Linked DNA regions of Homo sapiens: region 2 is linked to region 1. A link is an interaction called in ENCODE POLR2A ChIA-PET data of the cell type or tissue named here. Cell type or tissue: MCF 10A. All regions are shown on one strand. Each heading gives the region's core, and the rest is flanking DNA. Links, peaks and the distances in the headings are about the cores only. Region 1 overlaps LINC-PINT (long intergenic non-protein coding RNA, p53 induced transcript). Region 2 overlaps LINC-PINT (long intergenic non-protein coding RNA, p53 induced transcript).

What was found. Peaks named below come from ENCODE experiments on the same cell type or tissue, not always from the same donor. Only the 100,000 strongest peaks of a DNase experiment are listed, where the experiment ranks them.
Region 2: POLR2A ChIA-PET joins it to region 1 with 15 read pairs; 12 of 35 experiments call an interaction of 5 or more read pairs at or near these places.

The regions. Positions count from the first base shown.
Region 1 is chr7:131,003,459-131,019,985 of GRCh38, forward strand. The region is part of intron 3 of LINC-PINT (long intergenic non-protein coding RNA, p53 induced transcript); the gene reads right to left. Among named protein-coding and RNA genes, the nearest start is that of LINC-PINT, 98 kb to the right of the region's middle. RefSeq lists enhancers at 4,166-4,265, 5,935-5,984, 6,015-6,144. In MCF 10A, for the core only: no CTCF peak of the experiment used is centred there; DNase peaks (open chromatin) are centred at 7,883, 8,773, 9,423, 9,983 and 1 weaker place.
Region 2 is chr7:130,953,326-130,969,852 of GRCh38, forward strand. The region is part of intron 5 of LINC-PINT (long intergenic non-protein coding RNA, p53 induced transcript); the gene reads right to left. Among named protein-coding and RNA genes, the nearest start is that of LINC00513, 48 kb to the left of the region's middle. RefSeq lists a silencer at 3,943-3,992 and enhancers at 4,794-4,853, 6,672-7,871, 7,198-7,287, 7,841-7,930. In MCF 10A, for the core only: a CTCF peak has its summit at 6,710; DNase peaks (open chromatin) are centred at 6,746, 7,256 and 7,986.

The DNA of each region.
Region 1 (16,527 bases), core at 5,114-13,113:
AGGTTAAGAATCTATGTTTTCTAGGGAAACAGGTCTTACTAGCCTAGTAACACTGATAAGTAAACAGAATTCTCTGGAAAATGACCTACCTAAGCTTATACAGCTAGTAATTGATAGGACCAGCAATCTAGTCTGTCAGAGGATATACCACTAAACTCTTCTTTCTAACTTTAGTTTACAGTCAAAATGGGATTGCTGAACCTGGGAAAAAAATAAATGCTTCCCAATTTCCTATTTAAACAGTGTAAGAATTGGGGGTGGCATTTGAAGGTGGGAGAAGAAGGGCAAACTTGTTAGTTTACTAGTGTGAGCGGTAGATTTTTATGCCAACTGGAATCACTGAGATTAACCTTATGGACGGACTGTAGACTGGAGATTAAAGTCCACACTTGAATTTGGACGATACAATGCGCAACAAGCACAAAACATTCCATTATTTTTTCAATGGTTTACTCATACTTGATCCTCTTATTCCCTATCTACTTCAAATTACTTAGAAAAATCTGTATATACACAATATGAGAGAGCTTCTTTATATTATTTTTAATTTTTTGTTGCTGTTGTTGAGACAGAGTCCCGCTCTGTTGCCCAGGCTGGAGTACAAAACATTGCACATATTTTTTTCAATGGTTTACTCATACTTGATGAGAGAGCTTCTATTATATTTAATTTTTTGTTGTTGTTGCTGAGACAGAGTCTCGCTCTGTTGCCCAGGCTGGAGTGCAGTGGTGTGATCTTGGCTTACTGCAACCTCCGCCTCTCAGGTTCATGCAATTCTCCTGCCTCAGCCTCCCGAGTAGCTGGGATTACAGGCGCATACCACCATGCCCAGCTAATTTTTGTATTTTTAGTAGAGATGATGTTTCACCACATTGGTCAGGATGGTCTTGAACTCCTAACCTCAAATGATCCACCCACCTCAGCCTCCCAAAGTACTAGAATTACACACATGAACTACCACACCTGGCCTATATTTGAATATTTAACAATTAAGCTGAAAAGCTTCTTGATGACATATCTTTAGAGATGATTACCAAGTTACATCTTCCCCTTTTCCATATCTGTGGGAAATATACCCAACACAGTGCTACAGACTACCAAAGCTGGAGTCCTGGTGCACTTCCTCATTTCTGACCTGACAGCTACCACACTCGGACCAAAGACAGTAGGCCATCTGAGAACCCACACAGGCACTTGGCAAGTCTATAAAATGACTTGCAGACCAGTGGGGATATCCATCTCCAATCTCAGCCTTTGACTGGAAAATTCCAATGTACAACAAGTTTTTGAAAAGATAAAAAATATATATTTTTACTATTTCTCTGTCTCTCTTGCCTCCATCTCCACTCATTCAAGCTTTACCCACTTTTCTGCTTTCTGCACAACTGCCACCTTTTGCATTAAAACTTCCCATAAACCATACCTTGCCTAGCGCAATCTCTGGGAGAAAGAAGTGAACTCCCACAGCACTCCATCTTTGCTGCTCCAACAGTGCCATCATTTTCCACCCTACACGGTTTTTTTGGCTTTGTTTTGAAGACAGGGTCTCGCTCTGTTGCCCAGGCCATAGTGCAGGGGAGTGATCTCGGCTCACTGCAGCTTTTAACTCCCGAGCTCAAGCAATCCTCCCACCTCAACTTCCCGAGTAGCTGGGACCACCAGCATGTGCCACCATGACCGGCTATTTTTTTAAAAAAATTTTTGTAGAGATGGGGTCTCACTATATTGCCCAGGCTGGTCTTGAACTCCTGGGCTCAAGCAATCCTCCCACCTCAGCCTTCCTAAGCGCTGGGATTACAGGTGTGAGTCACCACACCTCACCTCTACCTTACACAGTTTTATTTCTTCTTTAAGCAACATGAGCATAGGATTTGTGTGGTTTCATCTTTCTTCTAGTGCCTAGCATCCTGCACATACACTATGTGTGTCTGTGTGTCTGTGCATATAGCCTGGAAAAGCATGTAGACACACACCCAAATTTACCAAGCACTACTATGCCCAGGCACTATCTCTTACCTACACTGTTGCAAAAATCATCCATCTTCACAAAGTCTCCTTCAAGTAGTCATTATCATCATTCCCATTTTGCAGAATAGCAAACTGAAATTTAGAGAGGTTAATACTTGGCCAAAATCACAGAGATAGTAAATGGCAGAGCTGAGACTGAAATCCAAGCCTGACCAATTAAGAGCCAAGGCACTTAATAATAAATTTAATACCCATTCGATATGTCATTTAGTGAACAGCATTTCTACACAAGGTACTAGAATGAGAACGTTAGGAATGAAGATAGCCCAAGGTCAACAACTATAATATAACTATACGACAAAGGAGAAAGAGCAAAGTCCAAGAAAAGAGTGCATAACTATTCACAATAGCAAAGACTTGGAACCAACCCAAATGTCCAACAATGATAGACTGGATTAAGAAAATGTGGCACATATACACCATGGAATACTATGCAGCCATAAAAAATGATGAGTTCATGTCCTTTGTAGGGACATGGATGAAATTGGAAATCATCATTCTCAGTAAACTATCGCAAGAACAAAAAACCAAACACCGCATATTTTCACTCATGGGTGGGAATTGAACAATGAGAACATATGGACACAGGAAGGGGAACATCACACTCTGGGGACTGTTGTGGGGTGGGGGGAGGGGAGGGATAGCATTGGGAGATATACCTAATGCTAGATGATGAGTTAGTGGGTGCAGCGCACCAGCATGGCACATGTACATATGTAACTAACCTGCACATTGTGCACATGTACCCTAAACCTTAAAGTATAATAATAAAAAAAAAAAAAAAAGAAAAGACTGCATAAATGCTAAGGATGCTCACAGGAGTATGAGATCACTTTTTGGGGGAATGGAGGTAGAGAGGGGTAGGAGTAAAGATAATCATGAAGAAGATGGCACTGAGTTGCAGCTTGGATTTGAACAAGCAGAAATGAGAGGTAACAATATGTTAAAGATTAAACTGGGCTCACCTTAGTATTCTTCCTAAAGCAGCAAAGTGGGCTAATATATTACGTTCAGTTATATTATCCTTGATAGCAAAGACAATTTCATATACTTGTTTTTATGCAACATTCACATTCTGGAAACATCCAGTAAATATTTACTGATCGAGAAAGGAGGAGAAAAGGGGGCAAGGTGGGTGAATAAGAAATATTAAATATTTCTTTGAATACTTAATTAGTTCAAACACACAGTTTGTTCCACATGCAGTCTGGTTTTACAATATATGTGAATTAAATCCTTCTAGTCACTAACAATCTTTCACTAAGTTGTATGTATTCTCTGCCCATAATACTGGAAGAATCTAGGTGAAAAAAAAATTGCCCAGTTTTTTCTCTGCCCAATTTTAAATCTTCATGTGTCCAGCGATGTCTGCATTCAAAGTGATTAGGCCAAATCACTGTCTTACCAGTTTTACTCCCAAAACTAAGTACAAATCCATTTTAATCTATTTATCTGTACATCAAAAGATTTTTCTCTAGAAAATACTTTTTTTTTTTTTTTTTGAGACAAGTCTTGCTGTGTCACCCAGGCTGGAGTGCAGTGGCATGATCTCGGCTCACTGTAACCTCTCCCTCCTGGGTTCATGCAATTGTCCTGCCTCAGCCTTCCGAGTAGCTGGGATTACAAGCATGCACCACCACGCCCAGCTAATTTCTGTATTTTTAGTAGAGACGGGGTTTCACCATGTTGGTCAGGCTGGTCTCGAACTCCTGGCCTCAAGTGATCCACCCACCTTGGTCTCTCAAAGTGCTGGGATTACAGGTGTGAGCCACTGCATCTGGCCTACATTTGTATTTTAAAAAGGTAAAATTAACAAAAGGTGCCCATCTACGTAAAAAAGTCAAAAGGAACCATCTACCTGCAAGGCAGCATGAATAAAAATGTAAAGGCAAACTTAACTGTTACAATAACATATCAGCTCTGAGTCTAAAGGAAAACGGGTGTTTGTCTAAGAAATGTGCTAGAGAGAACCAGCCAGTTTTAATGTGCCTTAAGCAATGAAAACCTGTTTCCTCCTTTCCTTCTTGTCCTTTTGAAAAGACAACATGTCACAGGGAGACGTTTTTCTAACAGCATCCATCCTGGTGACAAATGTTTGCCAAGGGTGGGGAGAGAGGAGGGAGGAAAGAAAGAAAAAGAGAAGGAAGACGCCATCTGCTGACGAAAGAGAAAAGAAGAGGAGGAGGAATTGGAAGGCGCCACTTCCGGGTCCGTGTCTGAGAAATACAACGTATCACCATAAGGCAGACTTCTACTCAATATAAGGAAGAACTTTATAATAATTGGAGGAATTCAAAGGCAGAATTGATCAGGGACCAAAGTTCAAGCAGGGGGTGGCGAGGTCTCCTCAGGCAGAATAATCTTTCGTAAGCTTCTCCCTCTTGAAGGAAGAACGGCCCCAGTTCAAGTAGAAGAAAATACTGTGCTTATTATTTTTCTCTAATTCTTAAATGTTTCAAATAGTCTCTATCTTGATAATTCACGATTCAAAGGACTGAGACTGAAACATCAAATAAGCAAGCACACAAATTTGCCTGACACCACCTGCCCCCACCCCTAGTCCCTGGGCCTTATTTCTGGGCTTGCTGCTGGGCTCTCCACGGGCAGCTGGCTGCCATCGCTCCGCTGGAGGGCGGTACCATGAGCACGGATGGGGCCCACATGGCAGGCAAAGCACTGGAAATTGATGCCGCACCCCGCTGCTGCCTCTCAGTCAGCAACTGGCCAAAGCTGATGTGTAAGTGACCCATGTGGGCTAACACTGAGGCCTGGTCCTTACACTGGCTCCCAGAGTGTCCAGCAAAGTTAGGCTCCAATTGTTTCCCTATCTCGCTTCCCTTAAAATGTTTCTTTCACCTTCCAAACAGATAACATACATCTCTGTCTCAGCGGAACTCAATCCAAGAAAACACCTCACACCATGATGATATAAAGATGACATAATCTACAAATCATTGAAGATTCTCATCTTGGTTTCTTAGATTTTCTAGCCACATATTTTAGACTCAGTTTTGTCACACAGTAACACAAAATATACAGGTATTTATACAACAAAATATTAATATAAAACAAGTTATCAGTCCTATGTTTGTGAAGACTAGAGAGTCCACTAGACTCATAAAAGGAATGATGAAGAATACTATCATTTCTTTCAATTTTTTCAATTCTGAGAGCGAGTGACTTTGAAGTCAAAAAGACAAAAATCACTGCAGTATAATGAAAAGAAATTCCAAAGCACTATTTTGTTATGTGGAGAAGTTCACTTTCACAATTACTAAAGGCTTACTGTGTGTTTCAGACGCTGTGCTTGGTCCTACCTAAAATACAAAATCAAGACCACCCAGGCCCTGCTCTAAGGAAGTCACTCTCTAGAAAGGGACAGAGACATGTAAGTAAATAATTCCACTCGAGTGTAATAAGTGCAATCATTCAACCTTGGACAAAGACACTAGAGGAAGGTCTGTCTGTAGGGGGAAAGGTCAAAAAAGGTTTTGTCATTTAGTATCATGTGAACAAGGTTCCCAAGGATTCCTCTAAGAGCTGACTGGGGACTCCAGGAGCGAGAGGGGACACACGAAGTAGAGACTCAGCCTGGGAGGAAGCAGAAGGGTGAAGCAGCTTTGTGCATTCATCTCTCCCTGGCTTCAGTTCAACAGATGGAAAATTAATAGGCATATGAAAATAAATAATTTTTTCTTCTAGATTATAAGATCCTCACGCTACATCAATAATTACTTACTTGACAAAAGTCAGAGACATTTTCTGTCTCAGAAAGAGCCTCTAAAATGCTGTGCCCTCATGAGTCACTCTGGTAGCATAAATCAGAGAAAAACTATCTGACTCAAATTACAGTTACTGTAAAAGTTCATTATTACTTACTAAAAGCCCTCAGGTCTACAGCCATTGGGGGGTGGGGGGGGGGAAGCCTCCTATTTTTAGAAATAAGACTTATTTTCTCATCTTCTGCATGTTTGGTTTAATTTAAACTTATTCTTGGAGTTTCAATAGACATTGATGGCTATGGTCCAGTTGCTGAGGCAAATCTCTCTTTAACTCTATGGGAGGTGAGAGGCTCCAACGGGGACCAGACTTTGGAAACTGCACACCATCAAGGGTTTGCCATTAGAGGACTTCTCTTGTCTAACAGAAACAGGGCAATGCTACAACCTTGTGATTCTTTTCCTTCTTCTAGGCTATCAGGAAGAAAACTGAATATCCTTACATTGTGAGGTCAGATGTATGGCTTTCATTCTGAATGCAGTAACTTCAAATGTAGACACGTGAACAGAAAGCTTTGTAACAGAAAAACAGCATTGTTTCGTTAGATGACTATAGATAGTATTTCATAAAATACAAGAAAAACACTCAAAATTAGCTCCAAAAAATGTATGAAAGGTGATACTCTGATATTTAATAAAACTGAACCTCTCACAACAATAAAATGATCCAATTTCATATACCAATCAATAAGCAAGGGTCTACTAACTTCACCAAGAAAGAGAAAAAAACCTAAGTTAATGCAAAATAATTTGGATCTTAAGGACGTCAATAACATGGGCCTTGCAGAAAGTTCCAAAAAACATGCTTTCATACCTTTAACTCTATGAAAAACAAACAAGCGTTACCTCCTGCAGCTAATGAGCACTGACAGGCTCAAGGTAGTCGCCATGCTATGAAATGTGGCAATAGCTACAATGTCATCTGTTTAGTTGTTCATCAGTTCATTGCTTAGGAGCCACTCAGAAGCAGCTGGGCGCAGTGGCTCATGCTTGTAATCCCAACACTTTGGGAGGCCGAGGCAGAAGGACAGCTTGAGTCCAGGACTTGGAGATCAGCCTGAACAACACAGAGAGACCCTGTCGCTACCAATAAAAAAAATTAGGCGGTCGTGGTGGTGCACACCTGTGGGAATTTGCTGTGCTTGTGGCCAATTAAGTGTTCCACTCTGAGGACAAAAATGAATGAACCTGGGAGTCTAAGATGGGAGGATCGCTTGAACCTGGGAGGTCGAGGTTACAGTGAGCCGTGATTGCACCACCGCACTTCCTACATTCTTTTGCAATAGGAGCCTATTTTAAGTCATTCTTAGACACACAAATAAGTTAATTTTGGGGGGCAGTCTTGATCTGGATTCTTGCTTTCCTCTGCAGCAGTCCTATTATTAAGCACCATCTATACCCAGGGCACTTTCTTTTGCTCATTTTACCCATCCCAAACCTTGGCAGGAAATCCAACAGCAATGCTTTCATTCTTATCCCATCCTAATCTCAAGATATCAGTATGAAAGTCTTGAAAGTAAGGAACTAACTCAAGTAATTTCCACTTCAGATTGACTAATGGCACACTGAATGGCTCCAGCATACTCACTTACTGGCCTCTGGCAAGTGACTTAACCTTCCTTAGTTTCTTCAACCAGCAAATGAGAAGGCAGAACTAGATGACCTCAAAGGGCCTCTCAAGTATCAAAGTTTTGCTTCTGTGAAATACGTATGAGCAAGCACACTCAAGTGTAGACAATATAGATTGGCAAATAAAAGCAAGTAGGACAGCAAGAAAAGTCCCAGACTCTCAGATTCAAATCTAGCGTCTTCTCAGGAACTCAACCTACTCACACAACTATTTCCGAGAGCACTGTTAACTGCTTGTCAGAAAATGCACGTAGTAGTTCCACGGGTCATCACATTAAAAAAAAAAAGATTTGATTTCCATGTTTAAGTCAGTTTCAGAAACTGGGTTAAATAAAGTTAAACAAATTTCTCAACATCCTAGACTTTTACAGTGCTAAGAGGGCATGTGAGTTGCTAGGAGAGGTATTACAACAGAGCATTTTCCCAAACTTAGTTGCCACAGCATCCTTTTTCATAGGGCAAATCCTGCAGATCTTGTGTTCCCGGGAACAACTGGGAGTTTGCTGTGCTTGTGGCCAATTAAGTGTTCCACTCTGAGGACAAAAATGAATGGACTTGAAGGGCCACTCAGGGCCCCACCAGAAGGAGCCTTGGCTGCAGATCAAGACCCTCGACTCCACTGCAGGTTCTGCTGCCAGCTACTAGTTTGCACTGGGCCCCATTTAGCCACCTCCCCAGACCTGCTGGGCCCCACTGGCCTTCCAGGCATCCGCTGCCAGCTTCCTTCCCCAACACCCAGCCTCCCAGGCCCCAGCAGCACAGCACGGGGCCATCCTAGGTCTCTGTTCTCCTCTGACTAAACTTTGCAGAAACACTGGCTGCAGTGGCTGCTCCCATGTCACAATCCGAACAATTTATGGCCTTAATTCCACTATCATCCTAATTTCTACATAATCATGTAATAAATATTGGTAACATTTTGGAATTATTGCATAGAGAATTCTAAAAAAAAAAAAAAAAAAATTCCTAATTGTCTTGAAATGTTCTCCAATGTAGATATAACTAAAGAAAATGAACCACAGTCTCTCTTCCAACTATTTTCTTTTCACAGAACTCTCCTAATTAGCGAACTACAATTAATACTAGAAATTAGAGGAACCACGTGGGATTCTTTGAAACAAAAAAAAAGCTTTTCTGATAAGTATTATTGACTGAAATACAGTTAACATGTTTGTCACTTTCAAAAAGCCACAAATGAATTTCTCTGAAAAACCCAACGTCTTTATAAAAAAAAAAAAAAAAAATTCCACAAAATTGGGGCTCTGCCAAAACGTGAATGTTGCAAAACCATGTGTCACATGCCCTCCTTCAGTTTCATGTTAATCACTACAGCAAGGATTAAACTTTTGGAGACTGGAATTCAGAAAGGTCAGACAGGGATTCAAATGCTGTCCTAGCTGGCTGGGAAGTACTGAGGCAAGTTACTTAATTTTTCTTTAATCCCAGTCCCGTAAGCCATTAAAGGAAAACAGAAATACCCAGCTCACAGGATGGTTAAGTTTTAAGTAACATCAAGCTGAACTTGCCTAGCAGATTGGAACCTACATTAATTAGAATTAGGTTTGGCTCAGGGTGGCAGGAGACCCAAAATATCAGTGGCTTAAACAAGAGAAGTTTCCTTCTCAGGGAAGTGCCCAGGAAGGTTAGCATGGCAGTCCACCCATGTGTGACCTCAACCTCACGGTTCAAGATGGTGGCTTCCACATTCCAGACAGAACGGGAAAGGGACGGAGAAGAAACGGCAAAGCAGGAAGACACACTGTCCCTTAAGGAAGGTTCCTGGAAGGGCCCACGTGGTAACTCACCTCCCACTGACCAGAATTTAGTCACATGACCATATAGCTGCCACGGCCCCAGCTATGAAGTAGGTCTCAGGTTGCTATATAAAGCAGGAGTATGGACACTGGGGGCCAACCAGCAGGCTCTGCCACAAAACCCAGTAATGGCTCATCTCCTATCTCCAGTGGCTTCAGCTTCCAGGAGGAGTAACATTCAGCCTGTAGGCACTGGTACAGCATGCCAGTTATTTGAGCTGGCATCCGCCCTGAATGACTGGATTCCCATGCTGTCCTAGTAGTTAAATATTTTGCAAATTACCCTTGCCTTTGGGAAGCTCTGCCTTAAATTTCCACAACAAACAAGATTTCCTTAATAGCACATGCTGTTTGGGACATACATTTTCCCCAAACTGATTAGTTTTCTTTCCTGAAAAGGTACAGAGCCCAGCAACTTGCTTTAACAGAAAAATTAATTTTGCTGAATTACAGGGTTCAGTTTTCAAAAAGGAACACTTCACCGTTAACTCTACAGGCACTCCATCTTGATGCTGCTGTCTCCTGGACGCACAAGTACGGAGGCGTGGTGGTGGAAGAAAGCCACTGTCTCCACTGTCTACGTCCCCACCCTGCTGTCCTTCCCACCTCTTCCTCACTGACAGTACCTGTCAGCCAAGGATGGGGGAGGAGAAAGAGCAGTGTGGACTTTTAAGAGAACCTTCAATGCACATGTGGCTTATCTGTGAGCAGGCTGTGCCGAATAAGCCACAATGCGTCACAATTTGACTTAAACTCAATTAACGCTAAGATTCATTTTCTTTTCTTTTTTGAGATGGAGTCTTGCTCTGTCGCCCTCAGGCTGTCCTCAGGCTGGAGTGCAGTGGCGCAATCTTGGCTCACTGCAAGCTCTGCCTCCCTGGTTCACGCCATTCTCCTGCCTCAGACTGGTGCTAAATCAGGGTGACCCAGACCTAAAATAATTTCTTTTCAATCTCATCTTTCTGTTCTAATTATTTCCAAGAGTTTCAATCAGCATTTCCTAAGTTGTGTTCTACAAGTGTTAAAAAGGGTTGTATTTAAAAAAAAAAAAATCAGTACTAGAAATACTTTTTTCCTAAAACGTATTACATTTATGTAAGAAAAACAGTTTTAAAGCTTTAATTGTTGCAGAATAGCCAGAAGCTAAGAAATGCTGGGCCGGCGTCAGGAGAAGGTGTGCCCAGCGGCCTCGTGCGGGTTTACGCTCTGGCCACAAGCAGCCAGCCCTACGCTCTCACTCAACCGTGCAATTCTTTCTGTCCTACGTGACCCTAGTTTCCTAAATGACCTATTCTGCATCCTGCACATTTTAAGAATGTGTTTTATTTCTCCTTCATTATTTGATTGATTTTTTTCTACTACTAAAACAAGCATATATTTACAAAGTATATGAAGCAACACGTATACGGTGAAAGTCAATCTTTTTCACCAGTCTTCTTGTACTGTTTCCATTCCCAGAGCAAAGTATTCTGTTTCTTGTGAATCTTTCTAGATTACGTATTTCCTAACCATAAAAGGTGGCATAAATACATGCTGTTTTGCACACAATACAGAATGCATTTCCAATATTCTAATTTTTTATCATTTTACAAAGCTTCAATGTAATCATCAGCACTTGCTGTAACTAATGTTACTAAACGCTCTGGAGCCGAAATTGAACAGCAGCATTTACCGTTATATATAGGTGCTGTTTAACTATGTATGGACCTCACCAATTATCAGTAATAGTCCAACCCTGAAAAGCTATTGGCACCAATTTTCTTTCCCACAATTAACTTACTATGGAACACTAATTCTCAACAGACAGCTGGAAGACATGTCTTCCGAGAAAAGCATCAGAACTTCAAGTGGGAAGGGAATGAAGATGCAAGCTCTCCATCCAATCACAGAAATTTCACGATGTCCTCCCTGGGAGTTATCGCTTCTCCCATCTCTCTCCTGTGGAAAGTCACTGCATTTAACGACAGATGTAACTGAACCAAGTGCGGCACTGTGTAACAGAGCCTTCTGCAACAGTGGAGATGTCCCCATCCATGCTATCCAACACCAGAGCTACCAACCACAAAGGACTAAGGAGTACTTCACATCTAGTACAACTGAGGAATGTTTCAGTTTAATTTAAAATACGGATTCAAATGTAAATAGCCACATGTGCCTAGCGGTCACTGAATTGTGGGAAGTCAGAAAAAGATACCAACTCTTCTTATAAAACAGAGGAATAACAGGAACTGTGTATGAATATATAGGGTAAGCCTAGCAGATTACGCCCAAGCACATCTCCTAAGAATTGTCTTTCTTAACATATGCAAGGCTGAGTGGACCAGTTCCAAAAATAATTTGTTTAGTTAAAGTTGGAACAAGCATCAAGTTATGTTGCAATTACCTCTAAAATTTGAAATTAAAATAATTTTAATTTACCCAAACTCTATGTTTGATTATGCATTCTGTTTTACATTTTTCCTGGCATGACGTTGCATGTGGATCACACTAAATTAACAGTTTCCCTGTTAGGCGAAAAAAACAAACTGCAGAACGGTATGTACAATGTTATGCCAACCATGTCAGTGTATATGTTTGTATAGGAATACAATTCCTCTAGAACACTGCTGTCTAACAGGACACTTTGTAAGAATGGAAACGTTCTATGTCTGCACTGTTCATCACGGCAGCCACCAGCCACATGTGGCCATGGCACACTTGAAATATGGCTAGTGTGACTGAGGAACTCAATGGTTAACTATATTTCATTTTAATTAGTTTAAATTCAAACAGCCACAAGTGGCTAATGACTACCTTATGAGATGGTGCGAGAAGACTAAACAAACCCCAAACTTAAAATGGCTACCTCCCAGGGATTATGACTGGAGGGAAGAAAATAAACTTTTACTTACTTTAAATACCACTGTGTTGCTTGGATCTACTTATTTAATTGTGTACAACTGGCATGTACAATGCATTAAACAAACAGATAAAAAGGGGAGGTATCTTAGCCAGCGTGGGCTGTTCTAACAAAATACCATCAACTGGGTGACACAGACAAAAGGAATTTATTTCTCACAGTTCTGGAGGCTGGAAGTTCAAGATCAAGGGGCCGGCAGATGTGGTTCCTGGTGAGGGCTTTCCTCCTGGCCTGCTGTGCCCTTACAAGGCAGGGAGAGACGGAGCACTTGGGTCTCCCTTCTTCTTATAAGGACACAAATCCCAATATGGGGGCCCTACCTACATGACCTCATGAAAACCTCATTGCCTCCCAAAAGTTCCACATCCAAATACCATCGCATTGGGAGTCAGGCCTTCAATATAGGGATTTTGGGGGAAGACAAAAACATTCAGTCCATTACAGAAGGAGAAAGGGAAAAATCAAAGATTCCTTCTCCTTTCTGTATTTTTCTCCACTCCATTCGCTTAGCTTAATAAGTACTATGGAAACATTAGGCATCTGAAATCTGGTTGTGTTTTGTTTTGTTTTGTTTTGGTAGAGACAGGGTCTTGCCGTGTTGCCCAAGCTGGTCTGAAACTGTTGGCCTCAAGTGATCCTCCTGCCTCAACTTCCCAAAGTGCTGGGATTACAGGTGTGAGGCACCGTGCCTGGCCTGGTTCTTGAATAGCTGGAACAATGGCATTTCCAACCAAGCAGATATGCAACCAAGTATCTGGACCTTAGGCTATTATAAATTCCAGTGTGAAACAATGTACTAGTGATTCAAAGTCCTCATGTTTACACAATCTCTTGATGACCCCAACAAATGAATGGAGGTGCCAAATCCATGCTAGGCAAGCTGGAAATGACACTTCCCTTGTTACCTTTAACCATACTTGTTCATTGTTCATTGCTGTGCTGCAAGGAGCTGAACTACCTTAAAATGGTCCCAGAAGCTCCCTCTGGGTTGCCTCAACCAACTAGCCTCTCCCAGCTCTTTCCTTTGGAAGCCAAAGGCACTTTATTCCAGTGGAAGAGGTCATATTCAAGCTCAGCTTCCCACAAGCCCAGTGGCTTCCTCCACTCTGAGTGTGGGGATACCGGGGTTTCCCACAGATACTGAGGTCTCCAGGTACAGGGATGCTGGCATTCCCAAGCAATGCCTGCAAACAGCCATCCCAAATCCATATATCCCGATCCTAAGCAGCCTTTATGTTCACCCACGGTCAAAGCTGCTTTCTTGTTCCCCATAAAAAAAAGATTAGGGTGGTTGCCAGGGGGTGAGGAGAGGGAAAAATAGGGACTGATTGCTTAATGGAAACAGGGTTTCTTTTGTGAGGGGATAAAGAGGCTTTGGAACTAGACAGAAGGGTAGCTGTACAACATTGTGAAGGTACTGAAATGCCATTGAATTATTCACTTCAAAATGGCTGATTTTATGTTATGTGGATTTTGCCTTCAAAAACCTATTAAAAATAAGGCCAGGCGTAGTGGCTCATGCCTGTAATCCCAGCACTTTGGGAGCCAAGGCAGGTGGATCACCTGAGGTCAGGAGTTCAAGACCAGCCCAGACAACATGGTGAAATCCCGTCTCTACTAAAAATACAAAAATTAGCTGGGTGTTGTGGTGCGTGCCTGTAATCCCAGCTACTCAGGAGGCTGAGGCAGGAGAATCACTTGAACCCAGGAGGCAGAGGTTGCAGTGAGCCAAGATCGCGCCATTGCACTCCAGCCTGGGCGACAAGAGAGAAATTCTGTCTCAAATAATGAATGAATGAATGAATGAATGAATGAATGAATGAATGTCAGGGGCAACATTCCATCAGTCACACAGAACTGCCCTGGTGGACCGCCTTCCTCCCTGTTCTCAACCAAGCTTTGTAAGATTTCCTTTTCCCTAACAAGCCTTGTAGAATTTGTCCTGAACCCTAGGGACCATGAGGGAACTCGCCTAACCTCTCCAACACTTTATGTTTCCAACACAGCCACAGATCCAGCTGTTGCTCTGGAGTTTTTCTCTGTGAATATTTTTTCATCTTGTTCTGCTATTTCCTACCATATTCCCCACAAGGAACTTTCACTCAGCATCCTACTGGAATTCAACATTGTGGGTTAATGCTATGCTCCTTGTCTGCAGTGGTGAAAAAATTCCTCAAGAGACTTTGACTGGAAACTTGATTGCTCTGCTTCAATCAAACACAGTGGCTGGACCTATCTGGACAATGGGTGCAATCATTATGATTATGGTCAATTAATATCACCAACCCATTGTTTGACTAAACTGACAAATGGCTGAAATAGTGGAATTAGCTGATTGTTCTCCCTTATTACACCCTCATACAGCAACCCCTGGTAGGAATATTAGTAGTAAGGAGGTGAAAGTAGGGGGATAAAGACAAATGGGTTTCTTCAGCCCTCTCTCTGCCACCTCTGCCACCTCTACTCCAGCCCCTGGTCATGCTCTAGAACCATGTTTCCAAAATAAATTTGACTACGAAATCCTTTTTTCATGGAACACCTGCCAACATCTCCTCCTATTCACCTTGCACATCCCTCACTTTCCCCATTTCAGTAGATAGCACTTCCCTTTACCTAGTTGTTCAGTCTAAAAGTCTTGGAATTATCCTTGGTTCTTCTTTCTCTCATACCCTACAACCGAGCTATCAACAAATTATACCAGCTTTATCTTCAACATCCCCAATCTAACCCTTTCTTCCAACTCCCAATGCTACTAACCCTGTCTCAGCCACCACCTACCCACCTGGACCACCCCGCTCACTTGGGCCACACCACACTTCCACTCTTGTCCCCAGCACACTCCCGCTGCCCCCATAGCATCCAGTAACCCTTTACAATTAAAAGTCCTAACACACCTTTCCCCTGTCCAGGAAGGGCCTCTCAGGCCACTGGGAGTCAAATCTAAACTGCCCATCACAGCCCATCAGGCTTGCATGGACTGACCCCTGGGTACCTTTCCAATTCCATTTCCAAATGCTCTGTCCTTTGTTGCCCACTCTGCTCCAGTGACACGAGGGCTGACAGAGGTGCTCCTTTGACCTGCCCAGCACTCTCTCACCCCAGGGTGTGATTCCCCCTGCCTGGAACGCTCTTCCTCTAACTGTCACCTGCTCGGAGAGGCCTGGAGACTTAGCGAAACGTGACTCTCTATCCCTCTACTTGGCTTTGCACCTCTTCACAGCATTTATCACAACCTGACATGGCACCCCATGTTTACTGGGTGCCCCCTACCCACTAGGGCAAAAGCTCAAACAGGCAGCAATGCTGTTCTGTGCCCCACCACATCCCTAGCACTCAGAGCCAGGCCTGGTTGGTAGGAGTGCTCAATACATACTTATTAGATCAATTAATAAATAATTCTCATAGAACCATCCCTCAGAACCATCTACTGTGAATTCCTTGTCTGGAGTAAAACAACAGAAGCAAAAGCAGTCAAACTGGGAGACAGTACTATGACGGTCAGAACATATAACATGGAAGCGCTCCAAAAAGAACTGAATCCAGGTTCACATCACTAGTGCCAGGCCCTGGATATAAGCATTTTAGGTTCCCCAGAAGGATGCAGAGGTGCTAGTTTCCTGATAAGTGTAATAGATTAAATCGGACTAAATTATCTTTAGCGATCTATAAAGTGGTTCCTACATACCTTCCACGATAGATAACCCTTTTTTCCTCCTTCGGCTGTAAGTCACTTAAAATTTCAAAGCTGTGAAATATTTTAAGACTTAAGTTTGAAGTTAGCTTTTAAGGTAGCAGTAGGCAAATACAATATTTTGCTAGAAATGTATTACCAATGAGAAACATAGTTATAACAAATGCATTACAAAATAAATGAGGCTAGTATAATTTTCAGGCAGACTAAGGATGCTGCATTACTAGTAATCATACCGTAACCAATGGAGAAAAAACCCAGCACTACACAAATGACTTTTAGCTAGTTACTTCTCCAACACCTCACTATAAACTTAAAGCTAATATTCAATATGTAAATAGTCTATTCTTAGGACTTGAATTCTACTGTTTATCTAATCAGCCCTTTGAAAAAGGTGATGTGGGAGAGCAGAAAACTGTACTTGTACTAACAGGAGTTAAGAGCATGAGCTTTGCAGCCTCACCAGACCTAGACTGTATTTCCCACTCTGTGACTTGCTGTTTAAGTGACCTTGAGCAAACGACTTCACTTCTCATAGCCTCGGTTTCCTCCTCTGTAAAATGAGGATAGCCCCGGCAGTCTTGAGGAGATTTTTAAAGATTATCTGGTCAGGTACAGAGTGGCTCACACCTGTAATCCCAATACTTTGGGAAGCTGAGGCAGGCGGATCACCTGAGGTCAGAAGTT
Region 2 (16,527 bases), core at 3,321-11,320, 52 kb before region 1:
CAAAAAACAAGCAAAAAATGCCTCCCACCACATACAGCTTCTATCAGTGATCTTTGACATAAATGTTTCACGATATAGAAGTTAAAGAGTATGCCAGTCACTTGAGGGTTGACCAATGTGAACTGTTATTTCCTAGACTTGAGTACATGCCGCATGTGGTCTATATAAACATTCTTTAAGTTCCTTTGAAATAGACCCACACATATATGGAAAACTGATTTTCAAGAAAGGCGCCAAAGCAATTCAATGGAAAAAGGAAAGTCTTTCCAACAATCCATGTTAGAACAACTGGGAAAATGTATGCAAAAATATGAACCTTGACTTCTACTTAACCCCATATATAAAAATCAACTGGAGATAGATCATAAACTAAAGCATAAAAGCTAAAGCTATAAGTCTTCTAACAGAAGGCACAGAGAAATATCTGCACAATCCTGGGGAGGCAGATTACTTAGGAAACAAAAAATACAGATAATATAGAAATCTTTGTTTTAATTTTTAAAAATATATTTTATTTTTTTGTAGAGAGTTGAGGTCTTGCTATGTTACCTAAGCTGCTCTCAAACTCCTGGGCTCAAGCGATCTTCCCCTGCCTTGGCCTCGCAAAGGAAAAACATTTTTGATCAATGAAATTATTTCAAAGTTAAAACCTTCTGCTCATCAAAAGACACTTTTAAAAAACAGCAGGTAGACCATAGACTGGCAAAATATTTGCATTATAAACTTCTGACAAGAATATTTTATTCAGAATATGTATAACATTCCTACCAACCAAAATAATAAGACAATCCAATTTTAAAACAGGCAAAAGAAAAACAGACTCAAACGACTTGAACAGACACTTCAAAAGGGAAGATACACAAATGGCCAATAAGTATATGTGATTCATCTAGAAAATGCAAATTGAAAACTACAATGAGATACTACTTCATATCCAAGAGAACGACTATAAGTAGAAAAACCAGCAATATACAATGTTAAGATACCTGGTCACCTGGAACTTTCATAAATTGCTTGTTGGAGTGTAAAATGGTACGATTACTTTGGAAAATGACTTGGCAGTTTCTTACAGAGGTACACATACACCTAGTGTACGGTGCAGCAATTAAACCTAAAAAAGAGTGAGAGTGGGCCAGGTGTGGTGGCTCACGCCTGTAATCCCAGCACTTTGAGAGGCCGAGGCTGGTGGATCATTTGAGGTCAGGAGTTTGAGACTAGCCTGGCCAACATGGTGAAAGCCCATCTCTACTAAAATTTTAAAAATTAGCCAGGTGTGGTGGTGCGTGCCTGTAGTCCCAGCTACTCAGAAGGCTGAGGCAGGAGAATCGCTTAAGCCTGGGAGGTAGAGGTTGCAGTGAGCTGAGATTGCCCCACTGCAGCTCAGCCTGGGTGACACAGTGGGACTGTCTCAAAATAAAAAATAAAAAAAGAAAGAAAAGAAAAAGAGTGAGAGTGAGAGAAAACTCATTCACAGCAGCTTAATATTCATAGTAGCCAAAAATGGGGAAATAATCAATATGTCAGTCAACAAGAGAACAGAGTTTAAAATTGGGTCTATTCATACAATGGAATACCACCCAGCAATAAAGGAAGAATGATACAGACAACTATATAAAACTGTTGCGTGAAAAAAAAAGCCAGACGCAAAAGAGTATATACTGCATGATTCCATTTAGAGGAAGCTCAAGAACAAGACTGCAATGATAGAAAGCAGAAAGTTTTTGCCAGTGAGGGTGGCGAATGACTGAATGGGGCAAGAGGAAACCTGGTGATAGAAACGTTCTCTCTCTTAACTGGGGTCTGGGAACAGGAGTACACTGAATGTCTGTGCATTTCAATGCATGTAAATTTTACATCAATTAAAATGGAGGGATGGTAGGATTTCCTTAATTGTCTTGACATCCCCATGTCCTCCTGAAGAATGCAATTTGATTCGCACACTTAGATCCCATCAAATGGTGCCTGTATCTGGATTACTTCAGTTCACAACTAGCCATGGCTCTCTCTTCTCTGGGGGACCATCCATACAAGGTATTTCCTCCAGAGGAAAAGAAAGAATTTGCTGGTTCTCCTCTCATTCAACAGTAATAGCCAACCAATAGGCCAGGTCCCAGAACCAGTGTGGGAGTGTTCTACATTCTTGCAGTCACAGAATGTTTTTTTTAGGCCCACCATTTTTCAGCAGACATCTGACAATCCACACTCAGAAACATTCTTCATCTCTAGGAAGTTATGCGAAATAGGTGGGAGAAACAAGGTGTGGAAAGGGGGTGTTTGGCATAGGCTGATGATAGATGTTCTGGTCAATACCAGGAATAAAATCCCAAGTGTGTTCTGCTTGCCTGGGAGCTCACACCCTCAGAGCTAAGTAGATTTCACTACTCTCCATCTCTGCTTCCAAGGGCATGGCCTCAGAGGACTTGCTCTTTGATCTAGAACTGTACAGGAGGCTCTAAGCTGGTAAACAACTTACAGGGGTACAGAGGTCAGATAGGAGAAGGCCCTTATGACCCTTACTATCTTCAACTGTCTCTAAGCAGCTACATTAAAAATAGCTAACATCCATCACTATTACTTTGCAAATTTTAGAGATAGATTTTAGCCTCCTAGTATTGTGCTAGAAATGAGGCTAGGCCTGAGAAGAACCTAAAGCTTCCATCATGTTGCAGTAATTGGCCCTAACTGTGGAATACCTCTGAGAAAGATCTCCAGGGATTTTTCACAAAGAAACTGCTTTCTAAGTAAAAGGAGGGAAGCATGAGATGGAAACATCAATTCAGGCTTTCTTCTGACACAAACGGACACCACTTGTGTCACAAAAGTTAAAGAACTAGTCAACATCTTACTTTTCCCATCTTCACAGTGTCTGCTGACACTTTCAGGACCGACCTGACGAACATGACAAAGGGATAATTAACAAGGGTTTGGAGATTTTTTCCACAAAGGAGATGGGAAAAGAGAATGTGAATTGCTTCTTATAAGGAAAAGAAGAGGGAGTATGAGGGTCTATAGCCCAAGAAATAAATAGTACAGAAGGGAAGAATAGGAAATTCTCTCAGAAGCTCTTATGCTAAAGGGCAGGGAAGAAATCAAGCAAGCGTATCCACATTTAATTTGTATTAAGATCAGGAACAAGTACCACTACTTAAAGATTTTTTTAAATGACTAAGTTGGATGTTTTACAAGATGCAACTTTCTTCTAGCAACAAAGCTAAAAGATCCTCTTATGGGGCTCTATGATTAATGGCTATGTCTTTACTGGCTGGAAAGTGTATCTTTGTATAATAGTGTCAGCCCACTGTTTCCTCCCAATCCAGTAATTGTGAGGGTTTGTTTTCCCAAGCCCCAGTACCCACTGCAGTCATCATGCTCCATCTAATCTTTTTCCTGGCTAAATGCCTGACTAAAGGTATTTCCAATTTACTTGTTCAGATATATTTCTGACAAATCAACAAATGAAAGTACTTCTCCTTTCATGATGGCGGTCAGGGCGCCTGGAAGACCCCACTACGGTTATAAAAGGGGTATGTAGACCCACAACAACAACAAGTTTCAGGGGCCTGAGAGATTTCACCAAATGTCAGGAAGCCAGAAGGATGTGGGGAGAGCACTGAGCGATGAAGCTGAGCAGAGGCAGCTTACAGCCCGGAGAGTTCTGAGCGGGTACTGCCAAGGCAGTGAAGAGTTGATTTTATTCAGATGGACCCCAAACAGGCTCCAGACTCAGGAAAAGTAAGAACTGTGACAGAAGTGACAAGAAAGGTAGAAAGGAGAAGAGTAATTGAAAAGTCTGGAAATAACAATTATTCTTTTCATGACTACTTCCTGTCTTTATAAAAAAAAACCTTATAGCTTCCCCACTTCAGAGCAAAAATAAGAAAAGGGAGATAATTTTCTAAAAAAAATTAAACAAACGTCTGGTGAAGACTAAATAGCTAGTGTGGTTAAGAGAACCCCACAGTCAAGCCCTCCTCATTCTGACATCTAGCAGTTCCCCAGCAAGAGGGCTCAGGGTGGCTCTGTGTACCCAGGCTGAAGCCTGCTAGAGGCAGATGCTGTCATGCAGAACTTCTAGGCAGCCGTAATGGCACTTCATTTTTAAAAAGAAAATCAAATATATATTTTAAAAGTCTGCAACATGAAAGAGAAAAACCAAGATAAACAACAATAACAAAAAAGAAACAGAATATTTAAGAAAAAGATTTTTTTCTAAAAAAACTAAAAAAAAACCCCCAATTTATTAGTATTCCTGGAAATATTTGAGAATTACATCAACATAACAACAACAACAACAACAAAAAAGAACTACAAGAAAAAGCTCTATGAAATTAAAAATGCAAGCCTCAAATAACAATAGGGAACACTATGTGTGCACATGCTTGAGTAACTTAACCTCACACTTGTACTTCTTTTTTCCTTTTTTTCTTTTCTTTTTTTTTTCCTGAGACACAGTCTCATTCTGTCGCCCAGGCTGGAGTGCAGTAGCGTGATCTCAGCTCACTGCAACCTCTGCCTCCCAGGTTCAAGCAATTTTCCTTTCTCAGTCTCCCAAGTAGCTGGGATTACAGGTGTGCACCACCACGTGCAGCTAACTTTTGTATTTTTAGTAGGAATGGGTTTTTGCCATGTTGGCCAGGCTGGTCTCAAACTCCTGACCTCAAGTGCTCCACCCACCTCAGACTCCCAAAGTGTTGGGATTACAGGCGTGAAACACCACACCCAGCCTTTGTATTTCTGATTTAATCTACCATATAGACAATACCTTACCTAGAATGTGTTATATTTTACAGTACTGTCAACAGTTTGTAATGGCATATGTGGACTATGTTCATGACAAAGGGACAGTGCCACCATGTCCACTGTTCAAGAAAACCTGAGTCTGTTTTTAACTCCTCTGCAAGTTTACAGTTTACTTCTCTCAATACCTGCTCATCTTTTCTACAGAAGGGGAGTAACCAAAAGTCACAGGTTTTTTTTGTTTTCGTTTTGTTTTTTTGAGACAGAGTATCACTCTGTCACCCAGGCTGGAGTGCAGTGGTACAATCTCGGCTCACTGAAACCTCTGTCTCCCAGGTTCATGCAATTCTCCTGCCTCAGCCTCCTGAGTAGCTGGGATTACAGGAGTGTGCCATCACACACGGCTGATTTTTATATTTTTAGTAGAGACAAGGTTTTACTATGTTGGCCAGGCTGGTCTTGAACTCCTGACTTCAGGTGATCCGCCCACCATGGCCTCCCAAAATGCTGGGATTACAGGCATGAGCCACTGTGCCTGGCCATGTTTTGTTTTGAGACAGAGTCTTGCTCTATCGCCTAGGCTGTAGTGCAATGGCACGATCTCAGCTCACTACAACCTCTGCCTCCCGGGTTCAGGTGATTCTCCCGCCTCAGCCTCCCGAGCAGCTGGGATTACAGGTACCTGCCACCATGCCCAGCTAATTTTTGTATTTTTAGTAGAAACGGGGTTTCACCATGTTGGCCAGGCTGGTCTTGAACTCCTGACCTCAGTGATCCACCTGCCTCGGCCTCCCAAAGTTCTCGGATTACAGGCATGAGCCACTGCACCTGGCCCGGTCATGTTTTTAGAGTGACATATGAAGACTCCTAGAAAATATTAATACAGAAGAACTAGCTTACTATGAAGATTTCAAAATACTAATACAAATTAATGAGGTACACGTGAAATCTTCCCTGGGGAACTTCATGAAGAAGATAAGCATCCCTCCTATCTGGGTAATTTGCATACCCTCCTTCCTTAAACGCTGAGGCACGGATTGGTTCATTGGTTCAAAACCCTATCCATTATTCTCATAGCTCTCTTTATATGACAAAAAAATTCTGTCATGTCCCATTTACTACTCTAAAATCAAATTTGTTGATAATATTAACTACTGTACATGCAGCTTTAAAACATGAATATCCTAAATGTACATAAAAGATAATCTAAAAGAAGCAATTTATAATAAAAAATACTTCACATTTCATTATATAAATAATTTTCAGGTACAATTAACTATGTAATCAAATAGATGCTTGTAACTTACTTATAAAGAAGAAGCTTGTATTTAAGAGAAGTCAGATTAGAAGCTTTCCATATTAAAAGTGCAGGAAAATGAAAGAAGTAGTATAGGTGGACCAGAGAATGAAAATGAATCTATTCTGTGTATATTAAAAGTATGCAAAAATTATTTTGCATTTTTATGAAAAAATAAAGTCTAGGTTCAGAAAATTATAAACTGATCTTTCCCTACACGAATGTCCAACAGGATAACTGAAAGTCATGTGTACTACAGGGCAATTCTTTATCTCTTTTCTACTGTGGGACATTAAGTTCTCTCGCTCTCACTCATGAAATATCCTTCATTAGGCTGGGCGAGGTGGCTCATGCCTGTAATCCCAGCACTTTGGGAGGCCGAGGCCGGCGGATCACCTGAGGTCAGGAGTTTGAGACCAGCCTGACCAACATGGGGAAGCCCCGTCTCTACCAAAAATACAAAAATTAGCTGGGTGTGGTGGCTTGGGCCTGTAATCCCAGCTACTCACGTGGCTGCAGCAGGAGAGTTGCTTGAACCCAGGATACGGAGGTTGCAGTCAGTTGAGATCACACCACTGCATTCCAGTCTGGGCAACAGAGTGAGACTCCATCTCAAAAAAAAACCAGAAAAATCCTTCATTGTACCACCAGAATACCCTCATAAATTTCCACTCTGTCACCTAGGGGGCGGTACTGCTTCCATGAGAACTCCTGACCAGATCATCTATGGGAGTTTCCTTTTAGTCTTCATCGTCCGTCGCACTGAGAATCAAATCCTGATGGACAAATCAGCAACATAGCTAGGAAGCACAGTAACTTAATATAAAAAAAGACTATGAAGAAATTAATTTAGTTTAGGCTTATGCCATTAACTGTAGCCATATTCAACATAATTTCCTCTTTTTGAGTTCAGGATGATTGGTTACTCCACATAGAACATGGAGTGGAAAGCTGTATCTTTGTGACTTTTATTTAGATAGCACAAAATGAGCCTGATTTTTAAAATGTGAACATTCAAACCTGGCTAACTAATGATAAAAAAGGGAGTTTTTCATAGAACTCTACAACTCTCATTTCCTCAAAACAAGAATTAATGCATTCTTTCACATGCGGTCATTACAGGAAGGGGGGGTAGCCATTTACTGTAAATGCCTTTCTGATGCAATTCTACTACCTCTTTCAAAGACAGAATTCATCCAAGAAGCCTTAGTCACTTCTTCAAGAAAAATGCCACCGCGCTGAATGTACACAGACTAAACCACATGCCTAAGGAAAAAAGATGAGCTGATTCCACCATTAGAACACAGTTCGGGAGAAAAGTGGCAGAGAGAGAGAGCTCATAGCTTGTCAGAGCAGATCAAGTAGTATGTCTGAAAATCCGCCCTTTAATGTAACAGTCACTGTTTCATAAATCAAATGCAAACATAGATTTCCCCTCTGCCTAACTTTTAAAGTATACTTCCTAAAAATATAAGACCCCACTTCTAAGCCAGTAGCAACTGTGGTGATTTAATTTTTAAAGTTTCATGCACGGAAAGAAAAATGGAATCTTATCTTTTAAAATTTGAAAATGAAACTATGTTTTGAAGAGGGTAGATTTCACAGGAAAAGGGTAAGACAGTGGATAATACGATAAAGCAGTTTGGATGGAAAAACTTCAGACAAATAGTTCTGAACTCTTCTCAAAGAGAGGATCAATTTTTCTAAAACCTCAAAACCACCCAAAGGGAAAAAAAGGAATAATTTCTCCAGTTTATCCTTACCCGGATGAGCATGAATTCTTCTAACAGCCAGATGCACACACTTGTTTTTATGGAGGAGTTACTGCTGAGCCAAAGCCCAGGAGTCACTCAAGACTGGAGGCTGCGTGCTGCTGGAGCCCGAAATCCCCTTGATGAATGAAACTGCACATCGTAATATACACATTCAGAGCGGGCTATTGGCTAAATGAAGGCAATGCGTGTGGAAGTCTGATTTGCCACCTTCAGGGCAGGCGTCTTATATCCTAATTCAGAAAGATGACAGGCTTTTTTTTTTTTACTCCCTAGACAGTCAAAACTAGAAAGGGTTCGTTTTTCTGTAGCCTTCTCCCCAACCCTACGGAAACCACAGAGAGAACAAACCACAGTGAGACTTGACTCCTTAACTAGGCAATGCCAATGAGAAAAGAATTATGTTGACACTGGCAATTTACAAATAAGTCTCACACCACTGCCAAAGCTTGTTCGTGTTACATGACTGCCCGAGAGTCATACATAGGTATGGGGATGGTTTGGCTCATTTTTTAAGCCAAGAATTCTAAGCCGTAATTTTGGGGCTCCCTGAGGGTAGCAAACTTTACCAAAGAGTGGTAAAAACTCTTAAAAATATATTAATCTTTGTGCTATACTAGTGATCAACCAAAACATTAAAAACTAAGAATTACCTAAGTTTGGACTCAGAATCTCTGGGGAGGAGCCCAGGAAAATGAATTTTAACTGGCATCCTAGGTCATTCTTATGTCCTCTAAAGTTTGAGGACTACTTTTCCTGTTACTGGAACTGAACAGCTGATTATAGCTGCTTCCATCTTCCTTTATCATTCAATTATTTTGTCCTTGATTCCTGCTGAAGTCAGGAGTGACAAGAACAGCAAAGCCTCCTCAGGACAACTTGTGGCTTCTAACTCCAGGGAAATAAAAGGAGAGCCAGGCTGGGTTCACTTGATCTCCCCTCCCCACCTACCTCTGCTTCACTCCACCAAGACAGAAAAGTCCAAGCTGCAGAAACCTGGAAAATGCAGTACTTGAGGGCAAATATGAATATTACACTAACAGATGCTACAGCTGGAAAGCGAAAAATATACTGCCAAAGAGAAGAGGAAGAAAAAGAGAAAGAATACTAATGCTCACTGATTCCTTACTATTGTAGAAAAAACTGGGTTCTTGTCACATGACCAGGAAAAGTTACGCACACAGACCCTTTGAAGGGTGAGGGGTTATGGAATCTATTGGGCAAAAAGGAAAAAGACTCTCAGCAAAGCAAGATGAGTTTTTATGAACAGGCCCCCATCTCACAGATTGAATCCCAACTCACCACCCAGGAACAGGAGAGGCCAGGCTCCTAGCTGCAAAGGGTGAGAACTTCCTGAGGCTCCATCCCCTCCTCCCAGTGCACAGGCTGGTGGGAGACTCTCCAGGGACCTTCCCCCTTATCTTCCTCCTGCATCGATCATTACTATGTTCCAGACACTGCATCAACAACTTTATATGCAGCTTTCTTTGCCAAAGAAGTCTCACCAAAAAAACTTCTTCGAAAGTATCTGAACACACAAACTCAGGTGTCTACATCTCACAGCAGGGACACATGGTGCATCCTCCACGGAAGAAGCCGTGCTGGCTAAGTGTGTCCATTTCTACCCCAACTGCCCTATGAACAGAAAGGATTTCTAAAAAAGGAAACAGAGAAATACTGTTGGAAATGTATTTAAAACAAATCATCATCTTTCCGTATTTCCTTTTTTTTTCTTTTTTTTTTTTTGGAGACGGAGTCTCACTCTGTTGCCCAGGCTGGAGTGCAGTGGCGCGATCTCGGCTCACTGCAACCTCCACCTCCCAGGTTCAAGCAATTCTCCTGCCTCAGCCTCCCAAATAGCTGGGATTACAGGAGCCCATCACCACACCTGGCTAATTTTGTATTTTTAGTAGAGATGGGGTTTCACCATGTTGGCTGGGCTGGTCTTCAACTCCTGACTTCAGGTGTTCCACCTGCCTCGACCTCCCAAAGTGTTTGGATTACAGGCATGAGCCACCACACCCGGCCCCGTATTTCCTATTCTTATTCCTTCTTTATTCAACCTAAGATTGTGTGGCCTCTCAGAAATTTCAGAGAAGACTCCTGTCATCTGTTCTCCATTCTAACCCGTTTATTTCAATCCAAAGTACTGGGGGAAACCCCATCATTATAATATGACTTGAAAATATTATTTGGACATCACCAACAACTATCAACATTTTTTTTACTTTAATAAAAAGGGTTTTATCTTTGTCTCCAATATGCATAATGTTCCTAAGGAAACTTTCTAGAGAAGGGGAGCTCAACTTAGAAAACAGCTTATTTAGGAACAAGTTTTCCAAATCCTCCCCCGCACCTTTGTTTCAGGATGATTACGCATGGTGGTATCCTAACACAAAGGGGAAGGAAGCTGACTTCTGACTTACTACTATGAGCGGATCTGGTACATTTGGTATTCCAAGTGTTTTGCCTAATAGGTAAATGCAGATCTGTTGGGGCAGTGTTTCTCAAATTGTGTTAGCACTAAAACCCCTTGTATTCCCCTAAATGAAATCTTGGGTGAAGGTCCAATATCCTCACATGCTCGCTGCTGTGGCGGGTGGGCTGCGGGGCCCACAGGCCTTCCTTATTTGGGCCCACTTTCTCAACTCACCCCCAGGGTCGCTACAGAGGCAATGCTGCCAAACCCCAAAGGCTCTGTTTTCTATTTTCTCAGACGTTGATGATTTTTTAAATTAATACTTTATCATTTTATTTTATGCATGCCTTTGCGTCTCAAAGTGGGGCATACATTGAAACATTTTCAAAGTCATGTCCAGTCATGCTACGTGCAACACTGAGCTTAGGAATTCTGGGACATATTTGGCCAGTGTGGACCCTGACATGAAAATTATAATTTCCATCTGTATCCCTTTGGAAACAACACCTTTAATATATTTGCAAGTTCAAGGTCATTTTAGAAACACAAAATTTTGCAGAGATATAAAGTTTAAATGAATGAGAATATCATCTTGATGATTAAGATCCCTTGCCAAATTTCACTTCCACTAGTGAGCATTAGTTTGCTACATAGGGGACAGTAAGCTTTGGACTATATATTAACACTCAAGCAAATATATATATATATATTTGTACACTGTGTATGTGTGCCTGTGTGTGTGCGTGTATACCTCAGCTCTAAAATGGGAAATGAATTTAAAGTGCTGCTAGGTAATTATTATCAAAAAAATTTATTAATAATATCAGGTCAGCACAGAGAACAAAGACTGAAATTCCTTCATGAAGAGGCAATATGTACTTCTTCTGCTAACAAAAGTTTAATAATCTTTTCTTTTTCTGAGTGTTATTTCTCAGAAATAACACTTTTTTTTGTTTGTTTCTTTTTTTCAGACAGAGTCGTGCTCTGTTGCTCAGGCTAGAGTGTTATAGCACAATCTCAGCTCACTGCAACCTCTGCCTCCCGGGTACAAGCAATTCTCCTGCTCAGCCTCCCGAGTAGCTGGGATTACAGGTGCCTGTCACCATGCCCAGTTAATTTTTGAATTTTGAGTAGAAAGGGGGTTTCAGCATGTTGGCCAGGCTGGTCTTGAACTCCTGACCTTAGGTGATCTGCCCACCTCGACCTCCCAAAATGCTCTGGGATTACAGGCGTGAGCCACCATGTCGAGCTGTTTCTCAGTTTTAAAAAAGATAATGTGTCTCATTTGGCAAAGCCGTCACATTTCAAATGTATGTAAGAGAAAATGTCCAGAGTGAAGCAGCTATCCTGGGTCACCTGGGACCACTAACCTGAATCAGGGAAGGTCCCAATGTTCTGTAATCAACTGTCCCATAGAATAAACAGTGTTTAAAAGAAGGGAACTTTATATCCAAGCAAGTGTCAGAAGCATGTACACAGAAGGAATAAAAGTGAACCGTCTTTTCAAAATCCATGTTTAACCATATCCTTGCTTTCAGAATACTCTCAATTTCCTATGATTTCCATTTTAATTTATTATTGACAATAAAATAATTATGGAAGCACTGTAGTAGGACTTACAGTTATCTAAAAATAGTCAACCTCTTTCCAAAAACAGAAGCATGGTTAAGAGAAATAATAACATCCTAGCACTTTGGGAGGCTGAGGCGGGCGGACCACCTGAGGTCGGGAGTTCGAGACCAGTCTGGCCAACATGGTGAAACCTCGTCTCTACTAAAAATACAAAAATTAGCTGGGTGTGGTGGCGGGTGCCTGTAATCCCAGCTACTTGGGAGGCTGAGGCAGGAGAATTGCTCGAACCCAGGAGGCAGACGTTGCAGTGAGTGGAGATCGTACCACTGCACTCAAGCCTGGGCAACAGAGTGAGACTTCGTCTCAAAAAAAAAAAAAAAGAGGGCGAGAGAAATAATGACATTAAAGTAGTCCTCAAATACTTGCTTATGTTCCCAAAATGTATCCATATATTTGTGGTTTAGGACTGAGGCTACTTTTCCCTTAGGAATATTGCTGCTAATGATAGTACCCAGGTCATTTCACAAAACTTATTTCATATCATGTATCCTATATGTAATATTACATATCCAAATGAAATATATATTTTAATTGTGTTGCAATACTAATAATTATATAAAGCATAAAATAATAACTAAGAATGATTTTATCTGTATGCAAATATGAGAAGGTTTAGTCAGGAGGAAGCCAACTGAGACTCTCAAGAGCTTTGGAAGTTGATGACACTGGTTATTATGCCTTACTTTACCTCCAAATATATCATGTGCTTTTCCCTTGATACAATTATATCACTATTCTCTCTCTCTCTCTCTTTTTTTTTTTTTAAAGAGATGGGGTCGCTGGGCACAGTGGCTCACACCTATAATCCCAGCACTTTGGGAGGCCGAGGCGGGCGGATCATCTGAGGTCAGGAGTTCGAGGGCAACCTGACCAACAAGGAGAAACCCCGTCTCTACTAAAAATACAAAATTAGCCGGGCATGGTGGTGCATGCCTGTAATCCCAGCTACATGGGAGGCTGAGGCAGGAGAATCGCTTGAACCTGGGAGGCAGAGGTTGCAGTGAGCCAAGATTGCACCATTGCATTCCAGGCTGGGCAGGAAGAGTGAAACTCCATCTGAAAAAAAAAAAGAGATAGGTTCTTGCTATGTTACCTGGGCTGGACTTGAACTCTTGGGCTCAGGTGGTCCTCCAGCCTCAGGCTCCCAAGTAGCTGGGTCTACAGGCATGTACTACAGCACCAGGCTATATCACTACTCTTAAGCTCATCCGCTATGACTAATACTACTGGGGGCTCTCCAAAATTACTAATACCACTGGGGGCTCTCAAAGTGGGAAGAAAGAAAAAAAGCTTAGAAAGAGAAACAGATTTACTTGAAATATGGAAGAAATGTGATAAAAAGTATGTATGGAATTAACAAGACAACCTCAAAAAAAGGCAGAAAGAGAAAAGAACATAATATTGAAAGTTTTCCCAACTTAGATGGAAAAGGTGCTGGATTGGATATATGACCTGAGCCAGGACAACCTGGCTGCTCTGTGAAGCAGAGGACAAGAGGCTGACCAAAGGCAGGTGATGTGTGTGACCAGCCATGTGCATGAATGGGATGTGTGCAAAGCCAGCGTGTATGAACTGGGAAGGCCTTGTGTGGCAAATGTGGTAAGAATTTAGTGGTCAGTCTTTCAAAGAGATAGTCATTTGGTCTGGCTGGTGATTCAACTGATGAGAGCCCAAAGTCAAGAGTTCAGTGGTGGTGTGTGTTCGGCTTCATGGTCGTAGAGCATGAGCAGGAGGAGTTAGCTCCCAAACATGGTGCTGGCCAAGAAGGACCAAGCCAGAGCCCATGGACAGCTCAGTATAAAGCAACACGGCCTCTAGGGCTCTGTTCTTAGAATAAAATCATTTTCCTGCATGACACTCTTAATTCCTTACTTAACTGTGGAGGAGAAGAGGGGTGTAGATGTTAAGATATCAGAATCTGAAAAATCCTTTACTATTAACATAGCTAACTTTAAACTGTTTACTGAAAATGATCATTGGACCCTATCTTACAGTAATGAGTTTTATGCATTTAATATTATAAATATGGTCTTTTAAATGACAACACAAACTATGACCTTACTAAATAGGCTGGTGACATGTTAAAGTGTGAGTGTGAGTGTGTGTGTGTGTGTGTCTGTAAGATTGGTGAATTCCAGTTCCAGTAGCAGGGGAAGTTAGGGAAGGGAATGAACAGGAAGGGATTTTTGGTTATAATCAAGGGTACCTTTTTTGGTTCTTGACAACAGTCAAACTGGTCTAACGCAATGTTTTTCAAACTGTAGGGTAATCCATTAGTGGGTTGTAAAATAAATCCAGTGCACTGAAAGCAGCGTTTTTATGAAGATGAAACAGACTAGAATAAAACAGAAAATAAGAGTTCACATTTAGTGGGGCAGCTATTTTTTCATAAAGTAGTTTCATATATGTGTATGTGTTGCATATACTTTTCCATGATGTAAAACATAATCCTTTCTGTGAGTTCCAGGAAAAATGGACTACTAGAAAAGAAGATTAAAGGCCGGGCGCAGTGGCTCATGCCCGTAATCCCAGCACTTTGGGAGGCTGAGGTGGGCGGATCATGAGGTCAGGAGATTGAGACCATCCTGGCTAACACGGTGAAACCCTGTCTCTACTAAAAATACAAAAAAATAGCCGGGCTTGGTGGCAGGCGCCTGTAGTCCCAGCTACTCGGGATGCTGAGGCAGGAGAATGGCGTGAACCCGGGAGGCGGAGCTTGCAGTAAGCCGAGATCGCACCACTGCACTCCAGCCTGGGCGACAGAGCGAGACTCCGTCTCAAAAAAAAAAAAAAAAAAGAAAAAGAATATTAAAAATCACGTTTGAAATTAGGTGAGTGGATCTTGTGTGAATTTAATTTTAATCAGTGCTATGCTTCTATGTCCTTAACTTGGAAACCAACCCACAAATCAAGATGCATTTACATTAATCATCAACAATTCTAAAGATATCATGCAAGTCATTATTCACTCATTCACCCAGTGTGGTCCCTACTCTCCCCACAAGGGGTTATGGGGAGAGGATAAAATTTGAGAAAATAAAAAAAAAAATCCATGAAATACAGTCATATAATAATAGTTAACATATATTGAGTGCTTGTTATGTGCTGGTAGTATTTTAAGTATTTTTTACATCATTAACGCATTTTATCCCCTTAATAATCCCATGGAGGTAGATACTAATATTATCCCTGTTTTCCAGATAAAGAATCTAAGAAATTAAGTCAGTTGCCTAAGAGGCAGAGCCAGTATCTGAACCTAGGAAGTCTGGGTCCAGAATCCTAATCCCAACTGTATCGTACCCTTAATAGTTAATGCCACAATCATCCATAATGGAGATTAAGACTCACACTGGAGAGAAAAGAAGGGAAAAAACACATGAAGGAAACATTACTGCTTGTGCTTTGCTGTCTGTCCTCATTTCTCCTGCTGCTCAAGTATAGTCCATAGTCTATGCTACAGATAGCCTCTTTTCCACTTTGATACCCTAATGCATTCTGAACACAGTTCTTAGCAAATTCATTCAAACTCCATCTCTTTCTTCCTTCTCTAGAAAACATGTAAGAATGCAATTAAGTGGGTTTCTACTTTTCTGTACTGAATCTAACTCTTATTTATTTCAAAGTTTAAAGGAATTCATTCTCAGGTGTTGGTTCTTAAACCTTTCGTATGAGCCGGTCATTTCTAACACATCTTCCAGGTCTTATCTCCCCCAAACCAGTGAATCCTGTCACAGGGGCGATTGCTGCTAGTCTGGCTAGACGGAGCTCCTAGGGGTGCCTCTTTCTTAGCACCCACTTGTGCTATTCTCCTCATTGGTTTTGAATAGAACCCAAATAAATCTCAAGTATAATGTACACTGTGGCAAGTGTACCAATGCATTTCAGAAAAAATATGAAAAGATATGTGCCCAAAATTTCTTATTCCTCTAATCTATCCATCCTTGTCTTCAGGTTATATAATAAGTCCTACAGATAGCGCCTAGACAGATAGTAAAATCAGTAAAAATCAACACTATTTTTGGTAGCATGGTTACCTTTCCTAGGAATTGGGTCCACGAGTAAGAACCTTACTTTTTAAATGTCGTTTAAGTGCTGGGTAAACACAATAAGCACTGTGTCCCTCATATGTGAGTTAAAATGGCCAGTGCAAATAAATCCTACAACTGAAGGACAAATAATATTTAGGTCTTCATCTACCAACATATCTTGGCCACATAATTTGATATTTTGCTAATGAAAATGCCCTGTGGCCAAACAAACATAGCATCTTTCAAACATTTTTTAAGAATCTTTAAAAATTAAGGTATCATGATGGACAGCACATTGTGATGTGGAGAATTAAATTATTAGAATAATTTGGTATTATTTAAAAACACAATGAAATATGCAGATAATCAGGACAAAATCTGGCCAGGTGCAGTGGCTCACGCCTGTAATCCCAGCACTCTGGGAGGCCGGGGTGGGTGGATCACGTGAGATTAGGAGTTTGAGACCAGTCTGGCCAACATGGTAAAACCCCGTCTCTACTAAAAATGCAAAAATTAGCCAGGCGTGGTGGCGCATGCCTGTAATCCCAGCTACTCAGGAGGCTGAGGCAGGAGAATCACTTGAACCCGGGAGGCAGAGGTTGCAGTGAGCCGAGATCGTGCCACTGCACTCCAGCCCAGGTG